Linked DNA regions of Homo sapiens: all the other regions are linked to region 1. Evidence: chromatin loops called from intact Hi-C (ENCODE). Cell type or tissue: OCI-LY7. All regions are shown on one strand.

Region 1 (8,000 bases):
TTTTTTTTTTTTTTACAAAATATATTTTTTGGTCATGTGGAATAAAAAGTTGGAAAAATTGGAAATCAATAAAAAAAACTCAGCAAAATCTCTAAGTATTTGGAAACTCAATAACACATGTCTACCCATAAGTCAAAAAAGGAACCAAAAGAAAAATTAGCATTTTGAAGTAAATGAGAATGAAAACACAGCATGTCAAAACTTATGAGATGAGTTAAAGTGGCTTTAGGGGGAAATTTATAGCATTACATTCTTAGAGGGAAAGTTATAGCACTGAACATCAATATTTGAGTAAAATTCTTAAAATATTAGCAAATCCAAATTAACATATATATAAAGGATAATACATCATGAGCAAGTAGGCATTACCCCAGAAATGTAAGATTAACTTGACATTTAAAAATTAATCAATATAATTAAACATATCAGGAGCTACATTACACGATCATCTCAATAGAAGCCTAGTGAGCATTTGACAGACTTCAACATCCATTTCTGATTAAAACTGTCTGCAAACTATAATTAGAAGGTAGCTTCCCCATCATAATGAAAGAAATCTATGGAAAATTTACAGTTAATATATATTTATACTTAAGCAGCTAAAAAGACTTTCTCCTATGATCAGGGCAAGGCACGGGTGAGTGCCTGTTCTCATTGTGTCTACTCGATGTTGTCTGGAGGTGCAGTGCAATGTGCAATTGCTCTTGCAATAAGGCAAGAAAAAGAAATAAAAGGGAACTGGATTGGGAAGGAAAGTGTAAAGGCATTATTTATTTGCAGATGGTATATTGTATATGTAGAAAATTCTATATGATCTACAAAAAAGCTGCTATAATTGAAAAGTGGGCCAGGCACGGTGGATCACACCTGTAATCCCAGCACTTTGGGAGGCCGAGGTGGGCAGATTGCCTGAGCTCAGGAGTTCAAGGCCAGCCTGGGTAACACAGTGAAACCCTATCTCTGCTAAAATACAAAAAAGTAGCTGGGTATGGTGGCATGCACCTGTAATCCTAGATACTGGGGAGGCTGAGGCAGGAGAATCATTGGAACCCAGGAGGCAGAAGTTGCAGTGAGCTGAGATCGCACCACTGCATTCCAGCCTGGGTGACAGAGCAAGACTCTGTCTCAAAAAAAAAAAAAAAAAAGGATATAAAATCTATATACAACATGTATTGAATTTCTGTAATCATAATGAACAAGCAGAAATTGAAATAGAAATATAACTTACAAAGGCATAAAAATGATGTAGACACAAAAGATGTAAAGGACACTGCACTACAACCCACTACTAAGAGAAAGAAGGTCTAAATGAATGGGCCATAGACTGTGCTCTTGGTCTGAAAGTTTCAGTATTATTATGATGTCAATTCTCCCCAAATTGATCTATCAATTCAATGCCATTCCAATAAAAATCTCAGCAGATTTTGAAGAAATTGACATGGCGATTATAAAATTTAAATGGTAGTACAAAGGACCTAGAAGAACCAAAACAACTTAGAAAAAGATCAGTACAGTTGGTAGACTTACATTACCCGACTTTAGAATTACTACAAAGTTATCATAATTAAGACAGTGTGGTATTGGCATAAAGACAGGCAAAAAGATCAATGGAACAGAGTAGAGAGTCCAGAAATGAACTCATAGGCATATGGTTAATTGATTTTTGGCAAAGCTGCAAAAGAAATTCAACGGAGAAAAGATAATCTTTCCAACAAATTATGCTGTAGAAATTGGACATCCATAGGCAGAAAAAGCAAGCCTCAATTAATATTTTGTATCATCTATAAAATTAACTCAAAAAAGGTAATAGAATTAGCTGTAACACCTAAAACTGCTAAAATTCAGGAAGACAACATAGGAGAAAATCTTTGTTATCTTGGGTGAGGTAAATAATTCCTAGATATGACACAAGTATGATCTATAAATAAAAAAAGATTATAAATTGTACTTTATCAAAATCAAGAATTTCTTCTCTTCAAATGATGCTAAGAGAATGAAAATGTATGTATATCCCAGAATGGGCAAAAATACTTGAAAGTCACATATCTGATACAGGACTTGTATCCAGAATATACCAGAACTCTTCAAACTCAAGAAGAAAAACATGCAACCACTTTTTTTTTTTTTTTTTTTTTTTTTTTTTTTTTGAGGCAGAGTCTCCCTCAGTGGCCCAGGCTGGAGTGCAGAGGCTCGATCTCGGCTCACTGCAAGCTCCGCCTCCTGGGTTCACGCCATTCTCCTGCCTCAGCCTCCCGAGTAGCTGGGATTACAGGCCGCCGCCACCGCGCCCAGCTACTTTTTTTGCATGTTTTTAGTAGAGACGGGGTTTCACCGTGTTAGCCAGGATGGTCACGATTTCCTCACCTCGTGATCCGCCCGCCTCGGCCTCCCAAAGTGCTGGGATTACAGGCGTGAGCCACCGCGCCCGGCCCATGCAACCACATTTTTAAAATGCATAATTTCCTTCTTTTTTAATTTTTGAAATGGGGTCTTGCTCTGTCACCCAGGCTGGAGTGCAGTGGTGTGATCATAGCTCACTACAGTCTCGACCTCCTGAGCTCAAACCATCCTCCTGCTTCAGCCTCCTGAGTAACCGGGACTACGGGCACGTGCCACCATGCTTGGTTAATTTTTATTTTTTAATTTTTTGTAGAGATGGGGTCTTACTATGTTGCCTAGGCTGGTTTCAAACTCCTGGTCTCAAGACGACCTTGGCCTCCCACGGCGCCGGGATTACAGGTGTGAGCCAACATGCCTTGCCCAAAATGCGTAATTGTCTTTTTATTTGTATTTGTTCATTCGATACATATTTATTGGTCACCTGTGCCAAACCCTTTCTAGACGCTCAGTGATTCTTGGTAAACCAAGCAAGAGGTCCCTGTCCTCTGGGACTTGTTTGTGGGGCACACAGATATTTGCTGTCCAGCTGAAATATGTGCTATGGGGTAGGGCGCCTGACTGTCTAATGCACCTCCGCATCCCCGGCACGCAGGACCCGGCCGGGCTGCCGCCTCTCAGAATCGCTGTGCAATTGGCGATTGCGACATTCATGGAATAAATTCCCCTTCGCGACACATGGGGACGCTCACGCTCCACGCTGTGGCCACACTCTTACGCGCCTTTGTTCAAATGGTCCGCGGTAATCACCCCTCCAGCTCACCTTCTCAAAAAGGGGACGTGGATGAGGCTCTCATGATTAATGATCGCAGTACGGATTTGTAACTTATTACGGAAGAAAAGCCACATCAAGCAGGTGTCGTTTGGAACAAGAGAGATTCGGCTGCCTAAGCAGTACCAAAGGACGGTGTCCTTTTCTGGGTCACATTTTAATTTTCTTTTCAGGTCTTGCAGAACAGCGATTAGTTCATTGCTAATGAAATCCTTAAGTGCTTCAGAGCATTACAACTTAGGGGAGGAAAGACTGGTGTGTCTTCTGAGACGCCCTGAGCAGCACAGACGACTAGAAATGCGTTTACGCTCGGCTGCTTGGGCTGATTGCCTTTGCAAAGAGGCACATGAAACCGCAGATATCTGCATGCACAGCCAGCAAAGGAATCGTAGAAATAACAACGTTATTGGGAAGTCATATTTTAAGCCGAGGCAGACGCTGTGCCACTGAATACCTAGGGTAGTTCAGATGCACCTAATATCCAGGTTTTTAGGGGAACTAATACGTGTGTGTGGAGCTGTGTCTTGAAATAATTCAATGTTCTAAGCCTCAGTGAAATCGTGTCTCTGGAAGGTCAATCATTGAAGGTATAACGTAAACACTCAAGAAAACAGGGAGACTTTGTGGCAGCTCTTAACGTCGTGACGCCAGCTGCAGTAGCTCTGTCAATTGTGGGGGCATCAGATAAATCAATTTAAGCTGGAAAAGTCCTTTGAGGTATCCAGGTGGTTCGTAAGGCCACATAAGTCTGTCAAATATCATCGCTTTAGAGATTTCTGAGATTTCAGAGGATATCAGGTCTTGATGCTTGGAAAGAGGCAATCGGCAAGATTTTAGCAAAGGGACTCTGAGACAAAAGCCACAGGTTTTTGTTCGTCCATGCATGCTTTCCTCAGTTTCACTGTGCAGCACCTCTCAAACTTTCATGAGAAATTTGGGGTGCCCTGGCACTCTGTGTTTTTCTAACCGGCTCCCGGCCGACACTGAGGCTAGTGGTTCTTGAACCACGCGTCGGTATTAGGGTGCTGTGCAGTACGTAGCTCGAGGAAGGCACTTCCACAGAAGGCAGTAGCCTACCTCCACCCTGTTTACCACCTGCAGGATTCATCTCATCTCTTCACTCAAGAAAATTGGGCAGCCCTGTGCGGGAGGCCTGACTTGCACTAGCGGCTGGAGACAAAGGGTGAGTCAGACTCAGCTTGGTACCTCTCCTGTTGAGGCTTATTATTTTAGTTTGGGAGACAAGCACAGAGACTGGTAATTCCTAACTTTTAAATGCTGTCAGCGAGGAAGCGCAGCGGGCAGCTGTGAACGTGTCTAACGGGGGCTGTGAGCTTCAGAAGTCGGGGAAGTGCTGAGGTTCAAGGAAGAACCGGGGTTCATTGGCCAAGAGAGCCACAGGTGGGGTGGGGTGGATCATATTCCAGGGAAAGGGGGCGTGTGTGCAAAGCCTCTGAGGCAGGAGGGATGCGGGCTTTTGGAGGACCCGGCTGGTCTGTGTGGTTGGAACATGGTGGGCACACGCTGGGTGAGCGTGGAGTATCTGGAGGTGAGGCTAGCGTTGGTGGGATCCTGGTAATCCCGCTAGGACACCGGGTCATCCTCCGTCATTAGATGATGGTAAAGATAGTGGATATCAGGGGAAAGTGGGGACTGACGGCTCCCCTTTTCACGATAAGGGTGGCGTGTTTCCATTTGACGAACGGACCCCCTTACTAAGTACCTGTTAGCGCAGGTGACACCCACCTGCTCCGCGAGCTCAGTAGACACCCATCTCCACGAGGGGGGCAGCAGAGCAGAACGCTGAGGCTCGGAGTCTGAACCTTGAGAAAGATTTCGTCGTGGAATTCTAGAATTGATAGTTCTGCATCTAGACATATTCTAGACATCTAGACATATTCTAGATGTCTCGATAGAAGCTGTGCGCTAACAGCGGCCCACACGCGCCTGCTCACTTCAGGGGTCCTGTTTCAGTTCCTTCAGGGTGGCTGGTGTCTAGGCGAGAACGGCATCTGGAGAGGGAAAGGTCACCCCTCCCTGACCCGCGTTGCACTCGTCAGGAACGTGGCACAACCTCCCAGTATTAATTCCCACCGCGCCCTGTGGCGGGGCCCTGGCAGACATGTAGATTTGCCAGACGGCCAACGTGATTGCATCCTTCATTAGCTATGAGGTGGTGCAGGAGGAGCCGTCGACTCCAGGGGTGGCAGGTGGTTTGGGGGCCAGGTGGCCAAGTTTATGGAGTGCCTATGGTTTCACCCCACCTTGCAGGCATCGGGCTGGCGGCCCTCGCCTCTGTGAGCCTCACAGGCTTTCTGCACTCAGAGAAGGGAGCTGGTGGCAAACAGGCCTTGAAGAAGGGGAGAAAGTAGCTGTCAGGTGCGGCTACTCAATGCTGCCATCAGCTTAGAATTGTAAAGGGAACTGTTTGAACCAGGGCACGAGAAGAGTGGTTTTCTTTTATTTTCTTTTGTTTGTTTTGGTTGAGGCTAAGATTTCCCCATGACCTCAGAGCATCGAGGGCCAGCCCATTTCCAAAGGGTCTGCCGGTCTAACGTCTCTGTTGCTCATACTTAGCACCTAAAACTCATGTTCCTCCATGTCAAAATCATATTTCTCTATTTGAAATCATATTCCCTCATGTTGAAATCATATTCCCCCATGTTGAAATCATATTCCCCCATGTTTAAATCATATTTCCCCATGTTTAAATATTTCCTCATGTTGAAGTTATATTTCTCCATGTTGAAATCATATTCCCTCATGTTGAAATCTACTTCCCCATGTTGAAATCATATTTCCCCATATTTAAATCATATTCCCTTATGCTGAAATCATATTCCATGATGAAATCATACTTCCCCATGTTTAAATCATATTTCCTCACGTTGAAATCACATTCCCTCATGTTGAAATCATATTTCCCTATGTTTAAATCATATTTCTCCATGTTGAAATCATATTTCCCCATGTTGAAATCATATTCCCCCAGGTTGAAGTCATATTTCCCCATGTTTAAATCATATTCCCTCATGTTGAAATCATATTTCCCCATGTTTAAATCATATTCCCTCATGCTGAAATCATATTCCATGATGAAATCATACTTCCCCATGTTTAAATCATATTTCCTCACATTGAAATCACATTCCCTCATGTTGAAATCATATTTCCCTATGTTTAAATCATATTTCCCCATGTTGAAATCATATTTCCCCATGTTGAAATCATATTTCCCCATGTTGAAATCATATTCCCCCATGTTGAAGTCATATTTCCCTATGTTGAAATCATATTCCTCCATGTTGAAGTCATATTTCTCCATGTTGAAATCATATTCCCCCATGTTGAAGTCATATTTCTCCATGTTGGAATCATATTCTCCCATGTTGAAATTGGAGCAGTTAATTGGGGTCACACTTTTATCATCTTGTCCTGGACTTTAGTTCCCAGGGGCAGACCAGGCAGTCATCAGAAACACAAACCTATTTAGAGAACTGCCTTCTTTCAATACACACCTGCCCTGATCATTTGGGTTGGAATATGGCTGCTTGTGGTGTTTTCTGCACTTTCAGCCTCCAAGTTGAGTCTTTGCGTGGCCGAGTGTCAGCACTTGCCACACATTTCCTCTTCCTGGGCAAACGACCTCACTCTCTGGGCATGTGGTTGAATGTCCTGGCCTCACCTCACAGTTAGATGTGGCCGATGGGATGTGAATAGAAGCCGTACGTGACACTTGCAGTCGTGACCCGCAAATATTTCCGCCACACGGCCAGCCATTCCCTTTCTCTGCTACTGGCTTGAGGTGACTAACAAGGCAGCTTCAATGGCCACACATTACAAACAGAGCCACGGATGGAAGGGACCATGGTCCCTGAGTCACCACGTGAAGGACACAGTTGCTGGCTACATGGAAGCACCCTTTGGACTTGTGAGAATGAGACAGAAACATCCATCACGTGTGAGCCATTCGGTGTTTGGGTTTGTTTGCTGCAGCAGCGGCCACAGCATTAGATTTTCATTCCGATCTAGGGACGCCACCGTAGGAGGAAAGTTAACAGATCCAGAAGTTGTGTGAACTGCCTGGTGAGCCCAGGCATTGGTGAGACCACAGCAGGGCTGAATGGAGGGAACAAAACTCTGTCCCCTGAGCATTCACTCTGGCCATCTCTCCTGTTCTTCTCTCTTCAGAGTGGAGGTCCATGTGCTCAGACAGAGGAGGCATTATCCTGACCTTTCTCCTCCCAGAATCAAGTTTTATCACTTACGCTCAGAAATCTGAGCTTGCTCTTGGAATTCAGCACTGGCTTCATGGATCCTTCTCTGCCAATGTGCATTTTATGGCCAACGAATGACCAGGACTGGTTGGTTGGATTGTCGTAAATTCACAAGACATGTTCATGGAGATCTTGCCAAGGGTGTGGCCACTTCAGCCATTGCATCAGAGCTAGTGGAGGGGAGATCGGGGTGGCCAGCTTGGCCGAGGATGTACGAAGTATGTGTAAACATTCTTTCTCCACTGATATCAAGTGTATTAGTCAGGGCTCTCGATTGCAAGCACTCTGACTTTCTTAGGCAAAAAGGGAATTTTTGAAAGGACGTCAGGGGTTCACAGCATCATTGTGGAGCTAGAGGGTCTATCTTGGAAAATGGAACCAACCAAGGGCACTTCAGAAGGCTGGACAGCAGGAATCACAGCTGAGGCCAGGATGCAGGTACAGACTGTTCATTGCTGCTGGAGATTCAAAGTGCCAGGGGAGAGGGCCATCTGCATAGAGCCTGAGTCACAGGCTTGCTCCCAGCTGTGCCAAGGCTGGTGTATTGGTCTGTT
Region 2 (8,000 bases), 62 kb after region 1:
ATAGGAAGGGGCACTTGCTGGAATGTTCTGGCACCTTCTTTCACCTACCTGGAGACCTTGAAGGCTCAGCTCAAGTGTAAACTTTACGGGGATGAGCTCCAGTCCAGGTGAGTTCCTCTGTCTCATGCCCTTATTGCTCCCCCTACATTTCTTCCCACAACTTGCACGGCCGACGATGGCCTGTCACTTCCGTCTCCCTTACTTGGTCTTCAGCTCAGTGAGGACGAGGACTGAGTCTGCCTTGGCCAGTGATGAGTTCTCAGTGCCTGGCACACCATAGATACTGCACACTGAATGCATCTCCATCCAGGGTTTGCTGCACCTTCACTTGAATACTGAACAAGGGCCATTCACGACTCCTAGAGAAATCATTTCCCCTACATTGAACCTATAGTCAATACTGACTGGACACTCAAGCATGTTGCTAGGAGGTAGATCTCATGTGAAGTCTGTGACCATAATAAAGTTAAATGAAAGGGAACTGATTGCATAAAATCCAAAAAAGGTCATTTCCAGCATCAAGGTGCAGATTATTAGGTAATTCTTCCTTGCTTACTCTCATTTCTACCTCTGATTTATTGCTGTGTCGGTTAAGATGATGTTATTTGATATAACAAGTAAAAACACAGACAACGGCAGAAAAAGAAGCCCATTCCGCTATTGGACTCCTCTGACTTTTAGTGTGTTATTTCTGATATTGGGCTAAATTCCGTCTCGAGTAACTTCGGCCCATTGCTTCTAGTTCCAGCTCTCCTGTGAATGGCTTTGGCAGCTCCTGGGAAAGGCAGCCTCCCCGATTAGCCCCTCAGCTTCACCTTCCTCCCTCTGTGAATGTTTCCTTTGCTTTTTCCTCACATGCATTAAGAACTTCTTCTGCTTATAAACCCCAGAGAGGCTGCTGAGGTCCCGAGGCAGCAGCTGGAGCATCTCCGCACGGCCATTTCCCTCTTCTCAGCTTTGAGTTGACTTTTTCCCCCTTTGCATTTGTTTCCTAAATTTAAAACGCTGTCAACAATTTGCTAAGATACTTGCAGGTGGAGTTTTAGGATAGAAATTTCCAGAGGGGCCTGGGGGACACGGGCCTGGCAGGGATCTAGCTACTCTCTTACTCAGGCGATCTGGGGTCAGGGGGCTTGGAGGCCTGTGGAGCAGATGATCCTCAGAGAAGCATTCATTCAGCACACTCCTTGAACAGATGGGGAAACTGAGGCCCAGAGAGGATGCAAGATGAGCCTGAGCTGCCACGATGCTGTGGCACAGTGTATCTCCAAGTACAGCTCGTAGGCCCTGGGTGGCAGCAACTGCAGGTTCCCAGGCCCCAACCAGGACGTGCTGATTCTGAGTCTCAGTGGACAAGGCCTGGGAATCGGCATTTTTAGCCAGTCTCTCCAGGTGATTCTCGCAACTCATGTGATACCACATCCCGGAATCCGCGGCTGACTATACGTGCTTGGTTTGGTGGGCGCCGTGTTGATCTTCTGTTTTTAGAGTGAGACTTTCTACATTGTCTCCTGCCAGGTGGGTGGATCCAAATACCCCAGCCCACGAGGTTTCCAGAAATGGAATTTCTCCCGGTGCTTTCAGTGTTTTTCTTTTAAAATTAACATTCAATTCTGGCAGGACACAGTGGCTCACACCTGTAATCCCAACACTTTAGGAGGCCGAGGCAGGAGGATTGTTTGAACCCAAGAGTTTCAGACCAGCCTGGGCACCACAGGAAGACCCTGTCTCAATGAAAAAAAAAAAAAAAATTTAGCAGGGCGAGGTGGTGTGTACCTGTCATCCTAGCTACTCAGGAGGCTGAGGTGGGAGGATCACTTGGGCCCAGGAGGTCAAGCCTGCAGTGAGCCATGATTGCACCACTGCACTCCAGCCTGGACCACAGGGCAAGACACTGTCTCAAAAAAATTCAACCTTTATATATGGGAAAATTTCATTTAAAAATCTACACTTCTGACTTCTCTTAAAATATGAGAACTGCTCCCCTGCACCCCACTGGCAGCAGTTGGTCAGGGGTAAGGAGTGACTGCCCCTTAAGGCAGGGCCAGCATTTTCCAGTTTTCCTCAGCCTGCAGGACTCTCTGCTGTCTGTCGCTGTGACTGAAGGTGGTGGCCATTCCCCAGGATGGCCTGCGTGTGGCTTTGTTAGAGGAGCAGGGAAAGGGGAAAGGGAAGAATTTCTTATTCCCATGGGGAAAGTGGGTGTCCTACAGCCCCAGTCATTTCAGGAAGCGATTAGAGTGGGGCTTTGGGGTGGGGGTGTGGAGTGAGAATTTTAAAGGCTCGATATGCAAACGAGTGTCTCCTCCTGGCCACACCAGGCACAGGGCCCATGAGGCAGCCGGGAAACGGGCTCTGAGTCTTGCGTGAAAGCGTATGGGACGCGCATCCTCGTGGCTCTTTGGGAAACGTGGTGGGCCACAGGCTGGTCCGGGTGCCAGAACGGCCATCAGACCCTGTCCCTGCCTTGCTCCAGCTCTGTTCTCAAGGCTGCTTTCCTGGTGTGGGAGCAGCATCCGCTCAGAAGCTCCAAGTTCTGGTTTTGTCAGGTGAGCCTGCCCATGCCTGGGTCAGTCCTGGTGATTCTGATAGGCCCAGCCCGAGTCAGCCTTCAGCTGTGTGGTCTGTGGTGACTGGGGTGTGGGTACAGACGCCAGGCGGGCCCGCATGCCTGTATAACCTCGCGCCCTCCTGGGCCGCTGCTTTGTTGGCATGTGTTGATCATGCTCTTGCAGGGTGCTGAGTCTGTGGGCCTGGGAAGGGCAGCTGCATGCATGATCTCCAAGGGAAGGGCGGGAGCCACAGCACAGTGATTACAAACGCAGACTCCAGATCCAGGCTGCCTGGGTTCAAATCCTGACTCGTCCCAGACCAGCTGTGTGGCCTTGGGCAAGTTACCGCACCTCCCTGTGCTTCAGTTTTCTCCCCTGTGAAATGGGGACAGTAATGACCCCTAGTTCACAGGTTGTTGGGAGGATTTAACCTCAGCCCATATAAGTTCTCCTCACCTGCTAGAAATCATCCTTTGTCTTATGCCGTGGTCTCTACATATGAAGGGAATTAACTTCTCATCTAGTAAATCTGTGACAAATATTCTTTCCCTGGATGGTTGTCTGTCTTTGAGTTTGTTACGGTAATTTTTTTTGCCTTGCAGAATATTATATTTATGCACTTAAATTTATTAGTCTTTTCTTATGACTCCTAGATTTTTATTTTTCCTTTTTTTGTCTTGTCAAAAAAGATCTTTCCTCATTTTATTTTTTGGATGTTTTAGGATTCAGTGCTTATAACAAGAAAAAATTATCAAATTAGTTTGTCAATATTGTGCTTGTTTCTTTTTCCTTCAGATTTTTCCTTGTTGTATTGATGGCCCAACTCCATGAGGCAAAGTTCCTTAAAAGGCTAATATGGAAGGCACATTGTGAATTTGTTATGACTCTATGAAGACGTGAATTGATACTTAAATATAAGCTGTTGCTCAGGTAGAAGTCATTGTTTTGTGCGTTGAGTTAACTAAATGAAAAGCTTGGTTACCGGCACCATGGATGGCCTTCGATCTACCCTTACCTAACACCACATGGAATTTTTTTATTTTTATTTTTCTTCCTGAACAGAAAGACATTTGGCCAAGACAGGCTCATTTTGAATTGAGTGAAAGAAATTTTAAAATGCAGCAAAGTTTTTGGAAAAAATTAACTTCCATGAATCCTACTGGGAATTTGTTTCATAACAAAAATTTCACAACGCACTGTGCTGACTTCCTTGTGAAACGGGTTGTTTCTGAGTGTGCAGGGAAGTGGCGGGAGGCTTGGGGGTTTGTCCTGGCTTCTGTACCCCTCAGCGCCCAAGGCAGGGAAGTGGCGGGAGGCTCGGGGGGTTGTCCTGGCTTCTGTACCCCTCAGCGCCCAAGGCAGGTGTTGCAGGAAGCCCGTTCATGAGGTGGGTGTGGGTGGTGCCAGCCAGGTCTGGGGACACCAGCGTCAGCTGCCCCAGGCCTCTGTGCAACCCCCACAGTCGCACCCTTTTGCGGTAACCCACATTACTGGGCACTCGGGAAGGCTGTTTTCTTTCCCAGGAGCCCTAAGGACAGATGCCGCAGGGCTTGGAGTTGTACCCCGTAGCCTCTCAGAGGTCCAGAAAGGTCCAGGCCTCTTCCAATTTTTTTGAGGTTCTTCTTCTCTTAAAAAATAAAATGGGGAAATTCCATACCAGGGTTATAAAATGTATGCTGTGTTTTTCCTGAATCCTGCGAGGGCTTTGAACTCACAAAGGTATAGTTGTCTTGATATATTGTCACAAGACATTTGAAGGACTTCTAACAGATATGTTAATTCATAAGGCATCACAGAAAGCATGGTGGGCAATGAGACACTGCCTTATACACGAATGACAAATGTCTTCTTTGAATTCAGTGACTCTCTAAGACTGTGTCCATAACCTCATGTGAAGGTAAGGTCTAAAGTCTAAATTTGGCACCATTTATAGAAATAAAGCCCAGGGCAAATATCCTTCTGCCTCTCCCCTGCACCCACCGTCCCATCATGGGCCTCTTTGGACCAGTTCTGGGCACGTGTTCTCTCTCAGCACCACTGAACCCTCTTACCCATGTGCCTGGGCCAGGCTTGGCGGGGGTGAGGCAGCTGGATGTATTTCCAGCTGTCAGGGGCAGAATCCAGACAGGCAGCTAGTGTCTCACACACACACACACACACACACACACACACACACACACACACACTGGAGTTTACACACAAAGAAGGGCCAGGTGGGCAGATGCTACTGGAGGCAGAGAAGTGGAATAGAGACAACCAGAGCTCCAAAATGCAACGCCAGAGAGGCCCAAGCTCCACAGAGCCTCCAGCCAGGCCCTGCCCTGACTTCCCCTTCAGCAGAGAGCCCGGCCCCCAGACCAGTGGGTGTGAGTGCAGAACAGCGGTCGGGGTGGGTGCGGGGCATGCTCAGGAGCTGGGCTTTTGCGGTTCCTCTTTTTTTTTTTTTGAGACGGAGTCTCGCTCTGTCGCCCAGGCTGGAGTGCAGTGGCACAATCTCGGCTCACTGCAAGCTCTGCCTCCCGGGTTCACGCCATTCTCCTGCCTCAGCCTCCTGAGCAGCTGGGACGACAGGCACCTGCCACCACGCCTGGCTAATTTTTTGTATTTTTAGTAGAGACGGGGTTTCACCATGTTAGTAAAGATGGTCTCGATCTCCTGACCTCATGATCCACCCGCCTCGGCCTCCCTAAGTGCTGGGATTACAGGCGTGAGCCACCATGCCTGGACCCTCTTTTTTTTGAGACAGAGTCTTGCTCTGTTGCCCAGGCTGGAGTGCAATGGCGTGGTCTCGGCTCACTGCAACCTCTGCCTCCGTGGTTCAAACAATTCTCCTGCCTCAGCCTCCTGAGTAGCTGGGACTACAGGTGCATGCCACCACACCCGGCCAATTTTTATATTTTTAGTAGAGACGGCATTTCACTATGCTGGCCAGGCTGGTCTCAAACTCCTGACCTCAGGTGATCCACTTGCCTCGGCCTCCCAAAGTGCTGGGATTACAGGCGTGAGCCACCGCGCCCGGCCTGCAGTTCCTCTTATAGTAAAAACATGGAGAAATCCCACATGAGGATCATAAAAATTACATTGTTTTTCCATGTTTACATTGATCACAGTAGGACTTTGCACCCACAAAGGTACAATATCTAATTGTCATAATTTACTGTAATATACTGCCACAACACATTTGAGGTATGTCCTATCTGCTGCTGGTGGCGGAGGCAACATGAACTAATGAGCCAGCTCATTCATGCTAACATGCGTCGCTCAGACCATTTAGTCCAGGTGCAATCCCTCCTCCCCCGCAGCGTGGGCCTGGGGTCAGGACTTACCACGAATGTGCAGACTAGAGTCTTGAAAAAGGTTTCAGCTGCTGCCCCCTCTGTATCCAACTGCGGGAAATGAACAATTGAAGATATCAACAACCTTAAAAGTGTGCTTCCCTTTGGCAAGAAATGCCCTCTTGGGAATGTATCCTAAAGGCATATAGTCTGAGATATGCAAAAGAATTTGCTTCAAGTTCTGTTTGAAAATTTCTTCAAAAAGTGGAAGAAAACCTTAAGATCCAGCAACAGGGGATTGCTGTTTAAAAAAAAGACTGTGGTGCTTGTTTAGAATGCGCCGCTGTGCAGACATAAAAGTGACAACGTGACAGTGTATTTATGGACATCGGAGGAAGTTCACGGTGGAGTAAACTTTATAGAAATGTTGTTTATAAACCAGTGTGCCTGAGATGGTTCGTGTCTTTGTAAAATCTATTTATAGAAGAGGCTTAGGAAGGAGCCGCCCTAACCACATTTCTGGAGGAATAGGAGAGAAACCTGGAGGGTGTAGGTCTTCACATTTGCATGATCCCGGGGAGTGGGGGCGGGGAACTGCCTGGGGCTGCAGCGATCTTCATCAGTCACTGGTGACCTTGAGTGAATGAGCCTCAGTTCCTTCATCTGTATAGTGGGGATGAAGCAGGATTTTTGTACTTTTTAAAAGGCGAGAATTCATTTCAAACTCCTAGAAAAGTGCCTGGCACTGTGTGAGCCCTTAATAAACATGAGCAAATATCACTGTCTGGATTTTCTGAACTGAACATACACTGCCTTTAGAATGGGGACAAAATGCTTTTCGAATGAAAAATAAAAAGCAAAGAGAACCATGTGCTTGCGAGAAGTCAAGTCCCCTGCTCTCTGTGAATAACTGATCTTGTGACTTTCCTCAGGGGTCACGTTTTCTTTTTTCTGGAAGACACAAGGAGAACAGTCTAGACCAATCCCTTCTGCGTATGGGGGACAGGTCATCTCCAATGGGTTCAAAGTCTGCTCCAGCGGTGGCAGAGGCTCTGTGGAGCTGTATACGCGGGACAATTCCATGACATGGGAGGCCTCCTTCAGCCCCCCAGGTGAGTGACAGCATCGGTCCCGGGAGGCTCTGCCTGGAGGAGTGGAGTCTTCTCTGAGAATGGACGCTGAGAAGCCCAACGCAGCCCAAGGAGCCCAGGGATGCTGCTGCCTCCTGGCACCCGAGCTCCTTTCCTTTAAGGGTTGTTGGGGAGGTGCATGGGGAGAGGCAAGGAGGTGCCCTTGGTAAGCCGCCTTTGGTTGGTGCAGAGCCTGGGCTCCGTCTGCCCGTGCACTGTGTGCCTGCTGTAGGTTACCTGACCACACTGACCTCAGTGATCACACCTGTGATGTGCAGATGATATTGACAGTACTTACCTCACGGTTTCCAGGACATTAAGCTGAAGATATGGTGTGCAAAGTGCAAGCAGTGGTTACATTTCTCCTTCTTTTCCTTCTCATTTTCCCTCTTCCTCCTCATCTGCCTCCTTTTTCTCTCACAGTCTTTGTCTCTTCCTCTTTCTCTTCCTCCCCCTCCTCTTCTTCCTTCTTCTTAGTGGTATAGACTTGAAATTGTTTAAAGCATGACGAGAAGAAGCTTTTGGAGAGAGAGGCTGAAGAATCGGGGAGCAGAGGAAGGGGCTAGGGGAGAGCGCATGAAGCACTGGACTGTGCGTGGTCTTGGAGGAGGGAGGGGCCCTGGATGTGTGGGAAGAGAACAGGAGTCCCTGCACATTGGCTGAGTTTGCAGGTGGGTGTTGAGACATGGACGTGGGGCAGTAGGCTGCAGAGGCTGACGAAGGTCTGAAGTGGAAGCTGGAGAAGGGGAACAGGTGGCTGGGGACACAGAAGGACTCAGGGTGGCATGGAGTGGGGGCCAAGTCAGGACTGGAGCCCAACAAGGGAAGGGCAGAGGTGGAGGGGGCAGCACAAAAGCCTAGGATGATCTCCTCCGGTAGGAAACATCTTTGATGTATTTAAGGGAAATCCATTTTCTGGCTCATTCTTAAGGGAGGCTGCATGGCCCAGTTATTAAAAAGCGTGAACTCTGGACCCAAACAGGCTGGATCAAATCCCGCCTCTGGACGTTGGTAGTTGTGTGAACCTGGGCACCTTCCCTAAC
Region 3 (8,000 bases), 190 kb after region 1:
CTGCTGAAGAGCTGGACGTTCGTTTCCAAGAACCATTCCCTCTGCTGAGGCCCAAAACTCTTGTAACTGACCCTTACTTCCATCTCTAGGCAGAGATCAGTGTGAGAGACAAGACTTTTCAGTTGTCTTAGAAAGATTGCATATCCAGTATAATGTCAGTGTGTCCTGTATTTGGTTTTATTCTTAGTTTCTGAAACATCTCACTTCCTCTAAAACAGCACTTCTTAAACCACATCTCTATTGCTGTCATTGGGTCTCTTCCCTTCCTCCTCCAAAGAGTTTAAGAGATGCCAAGTTGAACATAGCTGAACAGGGGGGTTTATTTTACCTGCAGAATCCTCAGAACTCTTAAGTGGCTTTATATTCATCCAAAAAGTCTTTTAAGGGGTGCAGAGAATGGAGCTTTTTCCAAACTTATCTGAAAGCAGAAACATCATTTCATGGACAATTTGCTAATAATGTCATGCGGAAACTGGAGTGTCACACACTTAGCGTGGGGAATGTGGCCTAGAAACTGAGTTCCCTTCACCCACCGCGGCTATGCGATTAATGGGAGTAGCTCTTGGCCCGTCGGTCTGCAGGTGGAGATGTTTGTTTCCATTGCCGAGAATGCTGCGGTGGGAATGCACTGGCAGCACCCGCCTGTTGAGGAACTTGTTTTGCCAAACATACTCGGCAGGTGACTGATGAGTGCCTACCCCTCCCACAAGGCCCCTTCTGCTGGCAGAAGATGCCTGTGACCTCAGCTCCCACCTGGTGGAGCAGAGATGGGCAGCACTGGGCAGCCTCGGGCCCCCGGGAGGCCCCTGTTCGCCCACAGCGTCCCAGGTGCCCTGGGTGTTGCCAGGCAGCGATAGGGAGTGGGCTCTGGGCAGAGTCGGTGTGAGTTCACCAAAGTCTCCACCTTGAGTTCCTCAAGCCCAGTGCAGGAGAGCCCATGAGGGTCAGGGGAAGCCAAGATGGAGGCACACACCCAGGGGACATCGTGGCACCTGCTGCAGGGAAGCCCACGGGCATGGCTGTGATTCCCAGGGGTCAGAGGTCAACAGCCTGAAGGTCTTCTCAAATATGGGAGGCCAGGCCCAGGAGTTGAAGGAAAAAGGTTTATCCATGGGAGAAGGAGTAGTGGGGCTCTCCTACCCCTAACTGCATGATTCTGCAATAACCAGAAACAAGAACAAGAAACCGCAGCCATTCTCCTGAGGGGACGGGGGCCCCATTTCTTCAAAGTTCCCTCTCATCCTCAGGGATACTGATGGGCTCCCCTGTGACTGCCCCTCCTCTCTCCCTGGGGCATCATGAACCTGGAAGGGGGATTCTTCCGTCTCCCTGGCCCTGGCCACGCAGTGCCCACCTTTCCCGTGATAGCCACAACGTCCGTGGAGAGGGAAGTCCAGCCCCTGGGAAATTGGAAGTTGTGCGCAGGTCCTTGCCTGCTGAGGCCTGAGCCGGCGTTCAGCACAGGTGGCTCTGCCCAGCCCTCAGCCTCTCTGCCTTGTCCCTGAGCCGGAGAGCACAAAAGGGCCCCTCCAGGGGAAATGCTGCTGGTGTCATGGCAACAGCTGTTTCACTCCTGAAGGGGGCCAGGCCAAGGCCCTGCCTTCTGCAAGCACTGGTTCTCAGAGAAGATACCAGGGCCTGCAGGGTGAAAATGAGCTCCTGCTAAAATGGGAGGCACAGGCTGTGGCGTCCAGGCTGCCCCTACCCCAGCCCCACGCACCCAGGAATCTAGCACGTCTGTAGCCCCTCGGGCGTGAGCCCACTCCGCTGTGAATCACAGTTGAAGGCGGTGCTTGCTGAGTGTTCGGGCTTCCCATGGCCCCCTGGCCCCAGGTTGCTCCCCGTGGTCCAGTGCACTACCTGCCTCACCCTGAGCTGGGGCCCCCTGGGCCTGCGGCATCTCCTCCCTCATTGCCAACAGCTCCTTACACACTCAGAGTGGCCTCCTTTTGTTCCTTTGTCCTGGTGATCGGGGAGAAGGCATTTAGACTCCCCCTACCCGCATGCCACAGGAGGAAGCTGGAGGCAGGCGTCTCGGAGGACGGGGGGACGTGGGTCTGGGGTCTGGGGCCTCAGTGCCGGACAGGGACAGCATGATGCAGGCTTCAGGCTTCAGCTGGGCCTCTGACAAGAGCCATGGGCCACAGGAGGAAGCACGTGGCGCCCTCCTGCACGTGAGCAGCTGGGAGGCTGCCCTTCCAGGCCTGTGGCTTAGGAGCCCGGAGCCTCCTGGAGCGCAGGGTCACATGTGTCTGAGCTTGAGGCCCCGACTTCAGAACCGAGGGGGCGCCGTCTGGATTGTGCGGTCGGTGAACTGCGGCTTCGGTTCTATCCTTTGTGGCCCTGCAGCCGCTTAATCCCCAGGTGTGTTCTGTTCTGCCTCATTCCCACAAGGTGTTGGGACCCAGCAGACACGGGTGCTGGCGATCACCACCGTGTCCATTTAGAGAGCTTTCCTGAGGCCCACAGTGTGCAGGCGGCAGCCATTGTGCGGGGACTGGGAGGGTTGTGGCCTCAGGCGGGGGCGGTAGCCAGCTCTTCCCTAGCACTACTTTGTGCGGGGACTGGGAGGGTCGTGGCCTCAGGCCGGGGCGGTAACCAGCTCTTCCCTAGCTGCTCCAGCACTTTATGTTTGTAAATTCATGGAGTCCTTGCGGCCACTGTGGGAATGGAGAGGGGTCATTATTTTCATTTCACAGCCGAGTGTCACATGGCCCAGATTGTCAGCCAGGACGTGGCCCAGCTGGGACTTGAACCCGGGAGGTCTGGCTCTGGGGCTGACTGTTAGTCTGCAGCCCTGTGTATTGCAGTGTAGACAGGAGGCTCAGCGCCTGCCCGGGCCAGGCAGCCACAGTCTGGAGACTGTGGCTGAGGGAGCCTCAGTGTTCTGTAGGGCACCTCGGGGCACCGGACATGCACGCACAGAACCAGGGCTGCAACCCCAGCACCGGCCTCTGTCGGTGGCAGCAACAGACATTTGGGCTGGGAGGCAGGCTTGGTGGTCAGCACCACACTCACAGGGGACCAGCTGTGCACCCACCTGGGCCCTCTGCAGCTTCAGGCTCCGATGGGGTGCCTGGGCCTGCTGCTGACGCCTCTGCTCTGCTCCCCGCAGCTTGCACGCGGACACCAGGTGGCGCTGTCGTCTATCAGCTATGTGGGCTGCTCCCTCTCCGTGCTCTGCCTGGTGGCCACGCTGGTCACCTTCGCCGTGCTGTCGTGAGTCCCCTTTTCTAATCCACCCAACAGTCTCTCGGCCCCTGCCTGCACCCAGATCTCAAGATGGAAGAGACACGGGAGAGGGGAGGGGCTGTGGAGGTAAGAGCACCAGGCTTAGCTGGAAAGGTCTGGAAAGGCCCCCAGCCCAGGCACAGGAATTCTGGTGGAACCCGAGCCAGGCAAAAGGGGATGGCCATGGGCCTGGGGACACCTCAGCCCTGTGCTCAGATATTCACTCTCGCTCCCACGTTCCTCAGCACAGGCGTGTGGTCGGCTTTGAGGGCCCGACTGTGCCCAAGAGAGATGAGAACATGCTTGGATGGGGGCTGGACAATAACCAAGTAAACAAAAGCGAGAACAAACATCTTCACTGTGATCACGCCACGAGGCAGCAGGGCAGAGAGCGAGGGGTGCAGCTAGGTCCCAGCAGTGGTCAGGAAGCTTACGCTGAGGGAGACATTTGGGCCGCCATGCGGGGACCTGGGAGAGGGTTTACTGCATGGGAACAGCTATGCAAAGGCCCCACAGCTGGAATAAGCTGGGGCTTTGAGAAGCAGGAACATGAGCTGGGAAAGAAAGGAACTCAGAGCAGAGCCATGGCCCAGGGTCAGACTGTGTAGGGCTGTGTGGGCATGGAAGGAGCTGGGGTCAGATCCAAGAGCAATAGGGAGCCATCGATGGTCCACAGCAGGGAGTGACAGCAACCCCTCTGGCTGCTCTTGGAGGAATGGATATAGGGACTTCGTGGGGCCAGGGAGCCCAGCCTGGGGGACTGGGTCGGCGCAGGGCCCAGGCCTCACACCCTGCCTCTGTCCTCAGCTCCGTGAGCACCATCCGGAACCAGCGCTACCACATCCACGCCAACCTGTCCTTCGCCGTGCTGGTGGCCCAGGTCCTGCTGCTCATTAGTTTCCGCCTCGAGCCGGGCACGGTGAGTGGGCGCAGCTCCGTGTTCCTGCGCTGTCCTTCCCTTGCCTCCTCGGATGTCACCGGGTGGCACCTTCTGCTAGCTTTTTCAACTCAAATTTCAGAACCCATCTCCCCAGACAACCAGGGCTGTGGTTTTCTCGGGGGAAGCAGAGATCGTGACGTGCATGAGCTGGTTTCTGTGCTGCACGCCAGCCTCGGGTAAAGCTGCCGCTGCCGCCACCCACTCACACTGCCTAGCACCAGCTACGCGCGAGGCACCATGACAAGGGCTTGCATCTGTGAAGCCATGTCACCCTCTAACCAGCTGTCATCCTCTCAGCCTACAGATAAAGGAATTGGGGCACAGGGCTCACAGTCCTTGGCCAAGCTGACGGCCTGGTGTGGGCAGACCAAGACTCTTATTGGCTGCAGGCTGTGCCCTTCATCAGCTGCTTGACAGCAAACAGTTGTGCCACCTCTGTTCAGCGAAGCAGACCTGCAGACCTAGATGCCATCTTTCCCTGCCCTTTGCATGGAGTGGGGGGTTCTCTGGGGCCCTAAGAAGTCTTAGACCTCACAGAAGGCAAAGAGCTGAGACTCTCTGAAGTGACCCAGCAGTGGAATGATGTGGGCTTGTAAGCTAGTTGATGGAAGAGAAAAACAGAGGGCTGCCTGCTCCATGTGTGGGAGGAAAAAGGGAGCTGGTTCTGGCAGAAGCTCTTAGGAACCCAGCAGGATAAGCCTGTGGTCTTAGGGTGCAATCAGGATTGGCCAACAGAAGATGAACGCTTTATCCCATGCCTAGCGGGTCAGCAGAGCCTCTCCTCCTCACTGCCCAGCAGAGCCCTTTGTCCCCATGCATGTCCTGGGGCTGCTGCCTATGGACAGACCCACCTTCATGTGGCAGCAAGCACCTCCCTCACAGGGCACCCCACCTCAGACTCGGGAGCATCTGAGAAGTTCCTGGATGCACCGTGGAATGGATGGGGTGTGCACTGGCCTCATGTTCTCCTGCTGGACGCTTCTCAGGCTCCGGTGTGAAACCTCCCATGAGGATTCCTTACAGTGCAGATTTTGGTTTAGGAGCTCTGGGTGGAGCTCAGAATGCTGTATTTCTATCAATCATTCAGGTGATGCTGACGCTGCCTGTTCAAGTCCATACTGGGGAGCAAGGTCCCACTGTGTGCTGGCAGCAGGAGGGGAGGCAGGTCTGCAGCAGCTCCAGGTGTCTATAATCCCAGCTGGTGGCCCTAGGGGACTGGGAGAGCATCTTTCCTCCAGAACCCTGTGTCTCAATCCCAGGGAAGGGCTCTGATGGGTCCCGCTTTCCCAGAGACCTGTGTCTGAATCCCAGGGAAGGGCTCTGATGGGTCCCGCTCTCCCAGAGACCTGTGTCTGAATCCCAGGGAAGGGCTCTGATGGGTCCTGCTTTCCCAGAGACCTGTGTCTGAATCCCAGCGAAGGGCTCTGATGGGTCCCGCTCTCCCAGAGACCTGTGGCTAAATCCCAGGGAAGGGCTCTGATGGGTCCCGCTCTCCCAGAGACCCGTGTCTAAATCGCAGGGAAGGGCTCTGATGGGTCCTGCTCTCCCAGAGACCCGTGTCTAAATCCCAGGGAAGGGCTCTGATGGGTCCCGCTCTCCCAGAGACCCGTGTCTGAATCCCAGGGAAGGGCTCTGATGGGTCCCGCTCTCCCAGAGACCTGGGTCAGAATCCCAGGGAAGGGCTCCAGTTGGTCCTGTTTGAGTGATATGCCTACAGGGTAAACCTTTGTGCCCAGATGGGAGAGGATGATTGTAATGGTTGGTCCCACCAGAGCCTCTGGGGTAGGAAGGGGCTGCTCCCCAAGGAAAAGGGGCAGCTGGTCCTGGAAGACACAGGGCCAGGGGTTGCTGAGCCAACAAAAATAATAGGTATGTCTTATTTTGTATCTAGATATAACAGATCATGATGACAAGAAACACATTTAGTGGCTTGTACATTTCTTCTCTGAGAACTAACTGCCTTGGGCGTATCTGAAGGACAGAACTTGGAGCGCCAGCAGAGCTGGGTTGTCCTGGGGTCCTTGGTTTGTGTTCCTTCCTGGGCTCTGGTTTCCTGGACCTTTTATCTAGAGCTAAGGGACACGCCCTGGCTGTTCCCAGCACCTGGACTCACAGGGAGCAGAGGAGTGGAGCCCCAGGAGGATCTGAGGCTGCACTGTGCAGGGCCCAACTCTCTCCGTCCTGGGCACCTGGGGCCTCCAGGCCCCAGGCAAGGAATGGAGAGGTTCCCAAGGCCCTGCCTTTCTGTCCCTGAGCCCTATTGAGGGGAAGCCTATGGAGCAGCATGGTCGCCTGAGCCCCTTTCAGTTCTGGGTAACTACAACTTGGAAGCTGCAGTCAATTTAGTTAGAACTAGAAGTCCCAGCATGTAGGGTTCAGCCACATGGCAGGCGGCAGGCTCCACACCTCTCTGGGAGCCACGTGGCTTCCAAAGTTCCTTGCTCCAGTCCTCACTTGAAGGGAGGGAAACTCTTCCATAGTCCCTGCCTTAGCCCCAGAATCCACCCTGATTGGACCAGGTGAGTCATGTGCCCATCCCTGAGCCAATCCTGTTGCAAGGAATGGATAGTTTTGCTGATTGGTTGGGCCTGAGTCCTGTGCCCTCTCCTGAACCAATCACCATCCCTGGGGGCAACATGGTGCTGTAATTGGCTAGCCCTGAGTCAAGCGCTACACCCAAATCCCTGGGCTTGAGCAACAGGAAGATACCCTGGGAAGAAACATGGTCACATGACCAAAAGACCACCCAGGACATGGATACTGGGAGGCTGGGATCATAGCCACGCCCAGGGCCCACCCCAGAGCTGTCTCACTTCCCATCTCTGGTTAAATCCTAGACCCCCTGCCAAGTGATGGCCGTGCTCCTACACTACTTCTTCCTGAGTGCCTTCGCATGGATGCTGGTGGAGGGGCTGCACCTCTACAGCATGGTGATCAAGGTCTTTGGGTCGGAGGACAGCAAGCACCGTTACTACTATGGGATGGGATGGGGTAGGTGGGGCAGGGCAGGTGGGATGGCGGGGCGGGAGGGACAGGAAGAGACAGGTGGGGATGGGGCAGGTAGGACAGGATGAGACAGGTGGAAGTGGGGACAGAAGGGGCAGGTGGGGATGGGGGGAGGTGGGAATGGGGTTTGATCGGATGGGACAGGGAAAGTCAGATGTGCTTTCATCTTCATATTATCCTTCTTGGTGCCTCCTAGAGACCCAAATAGGAAGGAGAATCCACTGGCTAATCAAAGGCAAAAAGTCCCCATCACTTGGAAACATTTCCAACATTCCTGACTTGGTTTATCAATTTTGGTGATCTTTTCAAAGAACCAACTTTTGGTTTGATTTTCTTTTTTGTTTTTCTATTATCCGTTTCTTTAATTTCTGCTTCAATCTTCATTATTTCCTTTCTTTTGCTTATTTTAGCTTTAGTTTCTTCTTCTTTTCCAGTGTGTCGAAGTGAAAGTTGAGGTTACTGAGTTGAGATTTTCTTTTTTAATATAGGCATGTATAGTTATATATTTCCCTCTACTCACTGCTTTAGCTGCATCCTGTATGTTTTGTGTCTTCATTTTAAATTCATCTCAAAGTATTTTCAAATTTATTTAATTTTTATTTGACCCATTGATTATTTATGTTGTTTAATTTGTACATATTCATGAGTTTCTCACTTTTTTCTATTATTGATGTCTAATTTTATTTCATTGTGGAAAGACAACATATTTTGTATGACTTCAGTCCTTTTAACTGTATTAGGGTTTGTTTTATGCCTTAGTAAGTATCTATCCTGGAAAGTGTTCCATATGCCCTTGAGAAGAATGTATATTCTGCTGTTGGAT

The links. Peaks named below come from ENCODE experiments on the same cell type or tissue, not always from the same donor. Only the 100,000 strongest peaks of a DNase experiment are listed, where the experiment ranks them.
Region 2: it touches region 1 in a loop (5-fold over the local background); 4 of 110 quality-filtered maps call a loop at or near these places.
Region 3: a loop joins it to region 1, with 3 times the contacts of the local background. A loop is called at or near these places in 16 of 110 quality-filtered maps.

The regions. Positions count from the first base shown.
Region 1 is chr12:130,913,291-130,921,290 of GRCh38, forward strand. No RefSeq gene overlaps it. Among named protein-coding and RNA genes, the nearest start is that of ADGRD1, 37 kb to the right of the region's middle. In OCI-LY7, a CTCF peak has its summit at 3,086; DNase peaks (open chromatin) are centred at 3,091 and 3,481; H3K4me3 peaks cover 736 bases; H3K27ac peaks cover 492 bases.
Region 2 is chr12:130,975,125-130,983,124 of GRCh38, forward strand. ADGRD1 (adhesion G protein-coupled receptor D1) reads left to right here. Exons shown (of 25, transcript NM_198827.5): 5 at 6,760-6,939. Among named protein-coding and RNA genes, the nearest start is that of ADGRD1-AS1, 15 kb to the right of the region's middle. RefSeq lists an enhancer at 4,422-5,412. In OCI-LY7, a CTCF peak has its summit at 6,007; DNase peaks (open chromatin) are centred at 3,937, 4,917, 5,827, 6,177 and 1 weaker place; H3K4me3 peaks cover 4,403 bases; H3K27ac peaks cover 5,063 bases.
Region 3 is chr12:131,101,716-131,109,715 of GRCh38, forward strand. It overlaps ADGRD1 (adhesion G protein-coupled receptor D1), which reads left to right. Exons shown (of 25, transcript NM_198827.5): 16 at 3,116-3,219; 17 at 4,039-4,150; 18 at 7,009-7,162. Among named protein-coding and RNA genes, the nearest start is that of LINC01257, 59 kb to the right of the region's middle. RefSeq lists an enhancer at 3,320-3,389. In OCI-LY7, CTCF peaks have their summits at 3,131 (motif pointing right) and 3,349; DNase peaks (open chromatin) are centred at 186 and 3,136.